Regions from separate parts of the Homo sapiens genome. Here regions 1, 2 and 3 are each linked to region 4. The links are chromatin contacts, found by Hi-C or POLR2A ChIA-PET in ENCODE. All regions are on one chromosome and are shown on one strand. The core of a region is the stretch at or near the end of the contact, and the rest is flanking DNA. Distances in the headings are between cores, read along the strand shown.

Region 1 (2,700 bases), core at 158-2,657, 270 kb before region 4:
TTGGCTGTGTTCTCCTGACCTCAGATCCAGAGACGATTCCTGTGGGTTATCTACCTAATGCCACCCACAACATGAAAGCCAGCCTGTAGCCGGCTGTCAGGAGCTGCTGCCTTCAGGTGATTATCATGCTCTGCATGCCTTTTGGAAAGGAAAAAAAATCAGTGAAGCACTGCTGGTCTTGCTGCATCTTCAGGATTATTATTATTATTATCATTATTGAGAAATAGTTGACTCTGCAACTGGACAGATTCTCCTTCAAAAGGCAAAGATGCCATAGGAGCAAAGGAGTCGAGACACCTCGTTGTCTATCCCCTGCCTCTGGGATGGGCTGGGGCCATTCTAGAATTTCAGCGCATTCATTCTCTCCACATAGGATGGCTCAATGTTTATGCTTAATTGCAATAAGTTTCCTTAGCATAACAGAAGCTTCGCTGGACATCCTCCAGTTCTCCCAGTTAACAGCGATGTCCCTCCTCCTCTACCAGGCTGAGCCATTATAATTTCTTCCTCAGGAATATGGATTGGGAATGTATAGCAAGGCCCCTGGTATGTAAACGCAGGTACTGCTGGTGGCTGTGTTTTCTACTGTGTGGACTGGAGAACGAGAAAGCAAAGACACAGGAGGAGGAGAATGTCCAGAGAGGAGTGAGATGAAAGCAAGGAAAGGGTCCCCCTTGCTGACAGCCAGGCCCCTCCCTGGTTCTATTCTTCCCTGAAAGCCTTGCTGCATCACGGGTCCATGAGCACCGTTCTATGCTTACAATTCTCCCTCACTTATTTTGTTTTTGTTTTTTGAGGCAGGGTCTCACTCTGTCATCCAGGCTGGAGTGCAATGGTGCGATCTCAGCTCACGGCAATCTCCACCTGCCAGATTCAAGCGATTCTCCTGCCTCAGCATCCAGAGTAGCTGGGACTACAGGCGTGCGCCACCACACCCAGCTAATTTTTTGTAGTTTTAGTAGAGACAGGGCTTCACCCTGTTGGTCAGGCTGGTCTCAAACTCCTGACCTCAAGTGATCTGCCTGCCTTGGCCTCCCAAAGTGCTGGGATTAAGGTGTGAGCCACTGCACCCAGCCTCTCCCTCATTTATTTTTTCCCTTAAAACAGCTCAAGTAAGTTTCTGATATAACCAAAACCTTCCTTACTGATAAACACATGTAACTTTTAAAGAATTGTTATTCTTTCCCTTTTCCTTTTGCCTTTTCCACTTTATCATCTGGTGTTTTGACTTCGTGGTTTTGCTGTGGACGCACATGTACGCTTGTGCGTTCTAAGACGACTTGCCAGTCTATATGGAAAAAATGAAAGACAGATTCATCCTATTCATAAACAAATGCAGGGAAAGGCATTTCAGAGCCTGCCCTGGTGAGTCACCTGCACCCCCTCCTGTGGGGCAGTCACTCTTTAGCACAAGTCTGTGTGGAAAGGCAGAGCTGGGGATTGTAGGCACTTTCATTTTTTTTTTTTAAGAGAAACCAGAAATAACCATTTTTATGAGAAATCTCTTAATTTTGAATTGTCGGCACAAATTATGTTCATACAGGAGACCAGTCCCCTGCCCCCTGCAAAAAAAGTTTTCAGGCTGCTTGAGCTCTCTACTTTACATCCTGTTAGTCATACTGTGGTCTGAGGACCCACAGCATCAGCAGCACTCAGGAACTTACCAAAAATGCAGAATCTCAGGCCTACCCCAGACAGGATGAGTCAGAATCTGTATTTTAACAAGGTCCCCAGGTCATTTGTCTGCACATTAAAGATTGAGAAATCCTGGCTTAGTTCACTAGTTCCTAAATTTGGCTGCATATTAAAACTGCCCAAGGAACTTAAAAAAAAATAGTAATACCTGAATTCCACTCCCAAGGATTTTGTTTTAATTAGTCTGGAATGCAGCTTGGGCATAAAAAAATAAAAAAATAAAAAACTCCCTGGGTGATGTTAACAGGTAGCAAATGTAAATGTAAAGAACTGCTGGTCTACCACAGGACCCAACACCACTTCCTACGGCCTCCTAGGTACTGTCCAACAGCTCACTCAGACCTCATCCGCCTTGGCTCCTGAATTGGCAGCTCCAGGTCTGGAGTCTCAAGACTTTCACAGGAGGTGCAAATTGTAGCTCCACAAATATTGCCAGAAGATAATTTTGGGAGAGGAGTGGGGAAGAGCGTTTCAATTTTTTTTAATTTGATGATCCTAAATTAGAAGACAGGACTTTCTCAAATGCCACAAAGAAATAGTGAGTATGAACATCTTAGAAAAATAACTATTATAGTCAAAAGTACTCAACTGCACAGTACAAAGACTCCAAACACACAGGATTTAAACCTGTATCTTAAATGATCTTAGGCTTCTGAAAATCCCAGTTCTTTGAAAATGTGGCCAAATAAGAAGGGAGAGAATAACAACAGCAAAATAACCAAGGTTGAACCCTGGGAGAAAGGATGCTTAAAATTAGAGTGCAGGAAAAACATCTTCTTTTACATTCTGACCCCTCGTCTCACCACTCTGATCATTGCTTCTATAATACATTCCAGCAGCTAAAACAAGCTTTTTGTTTGTATCTGAGTGTCTGTATAAAATTCTTCCAGTGTGATAAACTGCAAACAAAAACCAAACCCCCAGTTTTTTATCCCCCCTGTATCAATGCCTTGTGCAATGTGATCTGTGGCTCCTCCCCTCATGAGGTAGAGTCTTTCACCCCAT
Region 2 (2,700 bases), core at 15-2,514, 320 kb before region 4:
ATTAGCGGCCTTTGGGAAGTGATCAGGTCATGACTGGGATTAGTGCTCTTTAAAAAGAGACCCTAGAGAGCCTACCTAGCCCCTTCTGTCATGGGAAGACACAGTAAGAAGGGGCCATCTATGAACCAGGAAACAGACCCTCACCAGGCACTGAATCAGCTTGCACCTTGCTCTTGGAATTCGGCCTCCAGAACTGTAACAAATAAATTTTCCTTCGTTGAAGCCCCCAGTTTGTCATGCTTTGTTATAGCCTCTCAGGAGACTCATATAATCACCAAAAGGCTGTTGAATGCCTGCTCGGAATTGAACACTCAGGAGAAAAGCAGCCCTAAGCGATGGATCAAGGAAAAGATGAATGTGGAGAGAGCCCAGCCTATGGGTCTCCCCATCTATTCCTCTCCTCTCACCTCCTGTCCTTCTTTGCCACACCTGCGACCTCTCCAGCTGCAGAAATATTTACCAGGCATTGTTTAAACAAAAAGGAGAGCTAGTTCTAAGAAGAGCAGGGAAGAATAAGATGGAACCAATCCGGAGGCCAGAACCAATGTCCTGGCTTATAATTCAGAGCAGCCTCCTCCCTCTCCCACCCCCAGGGTGACTTTATCCTGTAAATTAATCCCATGAATGGTTTAAGACACAGGCACTGAATTAAATGTGACTCATTTTCTATTGCAAATTCTCCTTACTGACTTAGTTACTTTATATGCCTGAAATTATTTTATTTTTAGTTAACACATTTTTTAAAAAACGGAATGAAATGCAAATCCTTTCAGAGCTTGTCCGACTCCTGTAAAGCTTAACTACATAAATTTCAATGTATTATTTATATCCAGATATGCTGCAGCTGAATTTCACATGTAAATGTTCAGAATTTCAAGTTCCTTAATTGAAAACTTAAAAAAAAAATCTCTCTTCATCACCACTGGCTGTCTCCCCTCTTTTATGAAAGATACTGTTAATATGTTACAACATGGCCCTCTTGCACACCTTGGAAGGAGATCCAAGTCTTGTTCCCTTCTTGGTCCAGCCCTGTGACCTTGTGATGTCACATGATTTCAATAACATGAAAGTGAAAGCAGATGACTGTTTCATGCTCCGTGGAACTCTGGGTTCTAAGAATTTATATGGGGGTTGTAGAACGTTCTGGTAGGAAGGGGCCTGGGAGCTCCGTCCCTCCCCCTGCAGCATCGGGGGTATCCCTGCAGGCCCCAGGAATTCCGGTCTCTGGAGGCAGTTTCCTCCCCAACGCAGGAAGATGAGATAAGTGAGCTGGGCTCACGAGTGGGCTGCCTCTCTGGGGAGCTTGTCACTGTGCTGGCAATGACTCAGGGAACATTTCCTGGAGGAGGTGGGTTGCAGGAGCAAGAAGCCACCAGATAACTTGCCAGAAGAATGTGCACAGGAGGCAGAAGCAGTTGTAGTTCCATCTGCATCCATCAATGTGAATGCACTTACTAGACTCTCTGGATTCAGTGTGCTGGAGACAGCTATGGTTCTAACTGTGGCTTATTTGGTTGAGTGAGAGTGGACTAAATGGTGACTTACACTGAATGTAGTGTAAATGCCAGAAATTCCTTGGTACAATATAGGAGAAGAAATTCACAGGCATAGGAGGATGGGAGTGTTGGAAGGGATTTATTATGCTAAATAAGATTTAGAGGAGGCTATTTATTTGTTTGAACTGAACTTTTGCACCAGGCCCAACAAACCAAATCAAACTGAAGTCACTCTTGCTGAAGTTCCATACCACCAAGCTGAAATTAAGCTGTTAATCTAACTTTCCAAGAAATCAGGAGAGAGAGAGAATAACCAAATCTCCAAACAGGCCAGTTTAAGCCAGCATAATTTTAAAAAGTTCTTTCTGCTTTAGAAGAAAAGTAACTTTGAAACAACCAACCCATTTTTTGTTCTGTTTCTGCTTTCCTCAGCCCTTTACTGTCTATAAAACCAACCTCCTTTGCTTGGCTCAACGGAACACTCATTTTGTTTTATGAGTTGTTGCCTTATTCTAGAATTGCAGATAAAAACCAATTAAGATCTTCAAACTGAATTTGTTGTAATTTTGTCTTTTGACAATCTTGTGTGACCTGCTAACCCAGCCCTTAACAATATGTTTCCAGAGGGCTCCAGAGACACTTCCTTCACTGGGGCATTGAGAGTTACATTGTATTTCCACATGCCCAATTCCTTGAATCAGTCTCAATTCCTCTTTCTCTCCCATCCCAGATGGAACCCATAAGCAAATCACAGTGATTTTCTCTTCAAAATACATCCATAATCCAAGTGAGGTAGGAGGAAGGCTCAGACACTGGACCAAATTGAGGACTAGTTAAGACAGGGTCTTATGGAAAGCAGCTTTCCATAAGACACCCCACCAGTGTTCCATGTCAGTTTACCATTGCCATGGCAACGCCTAAGATTTACCACCCCTTTCCATGGCAACACGAGAAGTTACTGCCCCTTACTAGAAATTTCTGAATACTCCATCCCTTAATTTGCATATAATTAAAAGTGGTTATAAATGTGACTGCAGAACTGCCCCTGAGCCGCTGCTCTGGGCGCACTGCCTTATGGGGTAGCCCTGCTCTGCAAGGAGCAGGACCTCTGCTGCGGCCATACACTGCCACTTCAATAACAGCTGCTACCACCACCACCTCACCCTTGAATTATTTCCTGGGTGAAGCCAAGAACTCTCCCTGG
Region 3 (2,700 bases), core at 97-2,596, 440 kb after region 4:
ATCTTTTATATCCATCTGTCTATGGTCAGTGGGAGTTGGTACAGAAGTATCTGGAAAGTGGGGTCAGAGGCAGGAAATCACAAAGGCCAGTTGTCCAGCAGGGAGAGAGGACCAGTGTGAGCCTGCGAGACACAGGCACCTCCCATGCCCCACCTGAAACTACTCTATCTCCTGAGACTAAAGGCTTGATCCAGGCCACCTTCTGGACCCGGTGGCTCCGCCTCCCACCTGGGCCATCTGAGCTGCCCTCCTTAGGGCTTCTCTTCTCAGGACAGACAAAGAACAGAATCTATGCCCTCTGCTTCAGGCTTGCCAAAACCCTGCGCGTTCTAACCTTATGACATGGGACAGAAAGAAGATCAAACTTTAGGACATAGAGCCCTCAGGAAAATTAAATGCACACCAGGTAGCGCATTTCTACTAGATTATTCTTTACTGTTTTTGTTTTGTTTTGTTTGTTTGTTTTTGAAAACGGAGACTCACTCTGTTTCCCAGGCTGGAGTGCAGTGGCGTGATCTCGGCTCACTGCAACCTCTGCCTCCTGGTTTCAAGTGATTCTTGTGCCTCAGCCTCCTGAGTAGCTGGAACTACGGGTCATGCCACCACACCCGGCAAATTTTTTTGTATTTTTAGTAGAGATGGGATTTCACCATGTTGGCCAGGCTGGTCTCCAACTCCTGAACCTCAGGTGATCCACCTGCCTCAGCCTCCCAAAGTGCTGGGATAACAGCTGTGAGCCACTACTCCCAGCCTAGATTATTCTTTACATGATGTCACAGGAAGGGCTAATTGCTATGGGACCAGATACAGGTGAAGGAGAAGACCAGCCGGGCAGAACTAAGACCAAAAGAACTAAGACCAAAAGAACTAAGACCAAAAGAAATGCGAAGAGAATAATAACGCTGTAGTAGAAGAAGGTTCACCTTTGCCCTTCCCTACCCCCTGCCTGCATTTATCCCACACAAAAGCAAAAGAGGCCTTGATTGAGGGGCTGGCAGACTGGGTGGGGCAAGAAAAGAGAAGAGAGGGAAAGTGATGAATGTGGATAATGGGAACCAGTGCTTTCCCATAGACATTGTGGAAGAAAACACGTTGCAAGCAAAGGATCTGAGAGCATAGGAGGCCTGTGTTCCCCTGTGTGGGAAAGTTGCAAAACCCCAGAAAGGAAATGAACACATAGGCGTCTAGGGGAATGTGGTCACAGAGGGTGACAGTTACTTCCTAAGCCTGTGCACAGCAATGGAGGCCACAGAAGAATAGCCCTGACCCTATTCACGACAGCATGGACCAGTCCACCGGACCTGACCAGGCAGACGTGGATGGATGGCTGTGTGGACACCTGGTAGGCAACATAGAGGACAAACCCCAACTTCCTGGTATTACAGAAGCCCTGGGGCTTAGACAATACCCCAGGGCAGGGAAGAATGCCACATTTCCACAACCTTAGTCAACTGGGGGTCCTGGGTAGAAGTTAAATTGGGTTATAGGCCAGGTGTGGTGGCTCACGCCTGTAATCCTAGCACTTTGGGAGGCAGAGGCTGGCCAATCACCTGAGGTCAGGAGTTTGAGACCAACTTCGCAAACATGGTGAAACCTCATCTCTACTAAAAAAATACAAAACTTAGCTGGGTGTGGTGGTCCGTCCCTGTAATCCTAGCGACCCGGGAGGCGGAGGCTGCAGAACTGCTGGAACCCAGGAGGCGGAGGCTGCAGTGAGCCGAGATTGCGCCACTGCACTCCAGCCTGGGCAACAGAGCAAGACTCTGTCTCAAAAAATAAATAAATAAATAGGCTACAGAACAATAGAAAATGCTCTATTTCTTGAACACCTCAGCTGTATATCCACCACAAAGTAGAAATTGGTCTCGTTTTGGGCAAGAATGACAGCACTGTGAATTTTAAGTCATAAAACATTCCCTGCCACACACACCATGGTCAGTGTGTCTGAATAATGCGTGGTATTGTATTACTTATTGGAAATGAGTGGTTTATTTTATGATCTAAATTTTAAACCCTTTAATATGCCTCCCAAGGGATCATCTGATTTGGAAAAAGAAAAAGAAAATCTAAAGAATGAATAAGACTACAGAAAAAATATAAACGGTTCTATTGGATTTTTTCTAATATGAACTCTGCATTGGCCAAAGAAGGTAAAATAATAAACCCGTCTGTTTTGGGGTACAGTTTTTATCAAACTTTGGTGAAAATGGAAAGATGTATGTTGCATGCCCTTATTTGTATACAGAATGGGGATATATATGCATAGAAAATACCTGCGATGATGTCTAAGACACAATTATTAACAGAAATTGCTTCCTGGTGGAGGGGACTAGGGATCCAGAGTGGGGAAGAAATCATTTTCTACTTATGCATGTATTACTTTAATTTTAAAAGCAACATCAGCAATTAGCCAAAGAAAAAGCCAAGGTCATCTGTAGGTCAAAACTATCAGGAAAGTAGGCTGAGGAAGCAAATGAGCAAAGAGTAGGATAAAGGAGGATGCCAGAACTGCGGGCACGCAGCTCCTACAGTTTTGGTTCCAGATTCCTGGTGATGTGTCTTAGTCCATTTTGGCTGCTACAACAAAATACCATCAACTGATGTCTTCTAAATGACAGAAATGTATTGTTCATATTTCTGGAGGCTGGGAAGTCCAAGATAAGGCATGAGCAGATCTGGTGTTTGGCAAGGGCCTGTTTC
Region 4 (2,700 bases), core at 29-2,528:
ACGCTGGAGTGCAGTGGTGCGACCTCCACTCACTGCAGCCTCCGCCTCCCAGGTTCAAGCAATTCTTCTGCCTCAGACTCCCGAGTAGCTGGGGTTACAGGCGCCCGCCACCACGCCCAGGTAATTTTTGTATTTTTAGTAGAGATGGGGTTTTACCAGGTTGGCCAGGCTGGTCTCGAACTCCTGACCTCAGGTGATCCGCCCGCCTCGGCCTCCCAAAGTGCTGGGATTACAGGCGTGAGCCACCGCGCCCGTCCGAAAATAATTTCTTAATATCAATGCAAGTGCAAAGTTAATTTTCCTAGCTAACACCTTTCACACCCACCCCCAATAATGACACTTCATCAATTCTTTAAAAGGGAAGCTCCTTAGCTGAAAACCTGCATTCCGCCTTTCACCTTTCCTGTTTAAGTGCATGCCTTTTGTTCAAGATTATATCCAGCCAACCAGGAATACAGGAAGTTTTAATAACGCCACAAGTCATGACGTTGCAATTTGAACAAGTCAGTTCGGGACACTTGGAACTGTTAAAACTGCCTGCAAGGCACCTTCTGACCTCTATGCTTTCGGGTTTGGAAACCACACAACCTGGGGCCACTTAAGAAGCCCTTTTCTTTCTGGGCCCTAACTATACTCTTCAATATCTGAGGCCCAGTCTCCTTCAGTTTCTGCTAGATAGATGACAGGTCTACTGCTTAGAACCTGTGGGGAATGTAAAAGGGATATAAGACATAAAGCAAGGAGCCCAGACGCCGGCTTTCTGCAGCCAGATCGTAGTTACATCTGACTTGGTCTGATTAAGCTATCTGACTTTTGCAGAGAACATTCACAGGAAAGACACATTCACAGGGAAGACACATTCCCTTTCCCAGGAATGTGCCGCCGCCCGATTTTTAAGTTAGAAGACTCTAAGGGAAGTCCGGACCGCTGCCTACTTTCCGAGTGGGGCTCACAAGCGGAATAGAGTCGGGGGCACACGCAGAGTGGAGCTGGCTCTGCCACCTAATTTTTAGAGGTGGAGGAAGATATTAGAAACAAGGCCAGGGCCGCCACCTGCTTTCTAAGGAGGAACTCGGGGCACAGGTTCATTCCCAGGGCCCCCACCTGCCTCCCGCCAAGGCGCTTGAGGCGAAGCACCACCCAAGGTACTCGGGTGGGGGGCGGCGCCCCAGCCAGCCAAACCTGAGCGCTTGGTCCGAGCTCTTCGCTCCAAGACCTTCCAGCTCACTTCTGCCGTGAGTCCCGCCGCCCCCGCCATCGCGCTCCGGTCGCCGCCTTGGCCACCGCCCCCGGGGCCGCCTGTCAGCAATGCCGGGCCACGCCCCCCGCACGACACTGTCGGGAGGCGCGCCTGCCGGAAGTGAGCGTGAGGGCGGCTTTCACCCTAGCTCCACTGCTTTTTTAGCGTCGGAAGGGCAGCCCTAGTGGGAGAGAGAAAAAGGAGCCGGCAGCGGCTCTTACGCGTCCCGGGGCTGCGCGCCACTCTCTCGGCCGGTAACGCGGTGCTTTGCGGCTGTCGTCAAGCGCGGCGTTGGGCCGGCGGGCGGGGGCTGAGGGGCTGCCATGGCGGCGGCGGGCCGGCTCCCGAGCTCCTGGGCCCTCTTCTCGCCGCTCCTCGCAGGGCTTGCACTACTGGGAGTCGGGCCGGTCCCAGCGCGGGCGCTGCACAACGTCACGGCCGAGCTCTTTGGGGCCGAGGCCTGGGGCACCCTTGCGGCTTTCGGGGACCTCAACTCCGACAAGCAGACGGATCTCTTCGTGCTGCGGGAAAGTCAGTGCTTGCCGGGCCCTCCCTCTGTTCGCTGTCCGTGTGCCTCTCCCGGTGTTCCCCAAACCCATTGCCCAATGGCCGGTCCTTCTGCATTTCCTGGTCCTTCTCTCCCAGCCCTGTGGCCTTCCCTTTAGCATTCTTAACAGCTTGTCCTTTTGCACCACCCTTTCCAACCCCAGGTTCTGACCCAGCTACCCTACAGTTTGACCTACCCTCAAAAGCCCTGACAGCACCTCAGTTTTGTTCCTAAGAAGTCTGCGGCCCTCACCCAGTCACCTTACCCCCTCCTCCCCATGGAATCACCTGTTTTCCAAAGTGCTTCCTGATTCCTAGGAATCTTTGTAGCTTGCCTCAACGTTCGCTCCCAAGGCCCACTCATTCCTTTCTATTTTGCTTCAGTCTTCCTTCCCCGTTGATGAACATGAAAAGGTGCAACCTGACAATCTCTTCTCATAGGGGGCTTCTTCTTGCCTCCCCACCTACCTAATTCGCCCACCCCTTTCTTTGTCAAGGCCACAACTTTCTATGAAGCGAATGTACCCTTCCAAGGGCCTAAACACTAAACAGCTCACACAAGCATTTTGCAGGGACCACTGATAAACCCAATGCCTCCTTGGGAAAGCAGTCTCAAACTACAGAAATTTCTCTCTTGAGCTGCCTGTTCTTTCGTGTACTCCTTCCTCATCTTGGTCATCACCTTAGTGTTCCAAATGTCTACTTTCTTTGCTAACTTGTTCTTGGAAATTCTTTGCTTTGACAATCGTTAAACTAACTTTTTTGTAAATCTTGATGCTGACAGTGGGCATTAGGGGGTCTTAGGGTTCTTGAGTACCTACAGAAGCAGGTGCTGCTTAAAGATCAATGCTGTGAAGGAAGGAAGGAAGAGCTACTCAGAGCTTGCCTGACAGGATCCTGAACCAGACTTCTTG

What was found. Hi-C counts contacts between places; a loop is a spot of excess contacts on that map. ChIA-PET counts read pairs that join two places held with the same protein, here RNA polymerase II (POLR2A). Pooled maps may share reads with other maps.
Region 1: a loop to region 4 is called in a map of IMR-90, with 2.2 times the contacts of the local background. The contact joins the enhancer-like site here to the promoter of PHKB in region 4. A Hi-C loop is called at or near these places in 1 of 168 maps with a recorded cell type or tissue (IMR-90) and 6 of 50 pooled maps. POLR2A ChIA-PET finds 5 or more read pairs at or near these places in 1 of 52 experiments (AG04449).
Region 2: a loop to region 4 is called in a map of naive thymus-derived CD4-positive, alpha-beta T cell, with 11 times the contacts of the local background. The contact joins the enhancer-like site here to the promoter of PHKB in region 4. A Hi-C loop is called at or near these places in 1 of 168 maps with a recorded cell type or tissue (naive thymus-derived CD4-positive, alpha-beta T cell), 1 of 37 single-sample maps with no recorded cell type and 7 of 50 pooled maps. POLR2A ChIA-PET finds 5 or more read pairs at or near these places in 1 of 52 experiments (activated naive CD4-positive, alpha-beta T cell).
Region 3: a loop to region 4 is called in a pooled map, with 6 times the contacts of the local background. The contact joins the enhancer-like site here to the promoter of PHKB in region 4. A Hi-C loop is called at or near these places in 3 of 37 single-sample maps with no recorded cell type and 3 of 50 pooled maps. POLR2A ChIA-PET finds 5 or more read pairs at or near these places in 2 of 52 experiments (GM12878 and activated T-cell).

Annotation. Positions count from the first base shown.
Region 1 is chr16:47,731,623-47,734,322 of GRCh38, reverse strand. No RefSeq gene overlaps it. Among named protein-coding and RNA genes, the nearest start is that of LINC02133, 130 kb to the left of the region's middle. RefSeq lists an enhancer at 1-609. Within about 2 kb of position 1,407, at least 4 of the 41 ENCODE cell types and tissues checked have a DNase peak (open chromatin) inside an H3K27ac peak, as active enhancers do; they include IMR-90, where a contact is called at or near this core.
Region 2 is chr16:47,778,300-47,780,999 of GRCh38, reverse strand. No RefSeq gene overlaps it. Among named protein-coding and RNA genes, the nearest start is that of LINC02133, 79 kb to the left of the region's middle. RefSeq lists enhancers at 1,004-1,353, 1,414-1,503. Within about 2 kb of position 1,264, at least 7 of the 41 ENCODE cell types and tissues checked have a DNase peak (open chromatin) inside an H3K27ac peak, as active enhancers do.
Region 3 is chr16:47,015,322-47,018,021 of GRCh38, reverse strand. No RefSeq gene overlaps it. Among named protein-coding and RNA genes, the nearest start is that of DNAJA2-DT, 43 kb to the right of the region's middle. Within about 2 kb of position 1,346, at least 4 of the 41 ENCODE cell types and tissues checked have a DNase peak (open chromatin) inside an H3K27ac peak, as active enhancers do; they include GM12878, where a contact is called at or near this core.
Region 4 is chr16:47,459,909-47,462,608 of GRCh38, reverse strand. PHKB (phosphorylase kinase regulatory subunit beta) reads right to left here and starts at 1,278. Exons shown (of 31, transcript NM_000293.3): 1 at 1,183-1,278. The coding sequence starts at 1,258. It overlaps ITFG1 (integrin alpha FG-GAP repeat containing 1), which reads left to right and starts at 1,546. Exons shown (of 18, transcript NM_030790.5): 1 at 1,546-1,771. The coding sequence starts at 1,564. RefSeq lists a silencer at 1,168-1,637.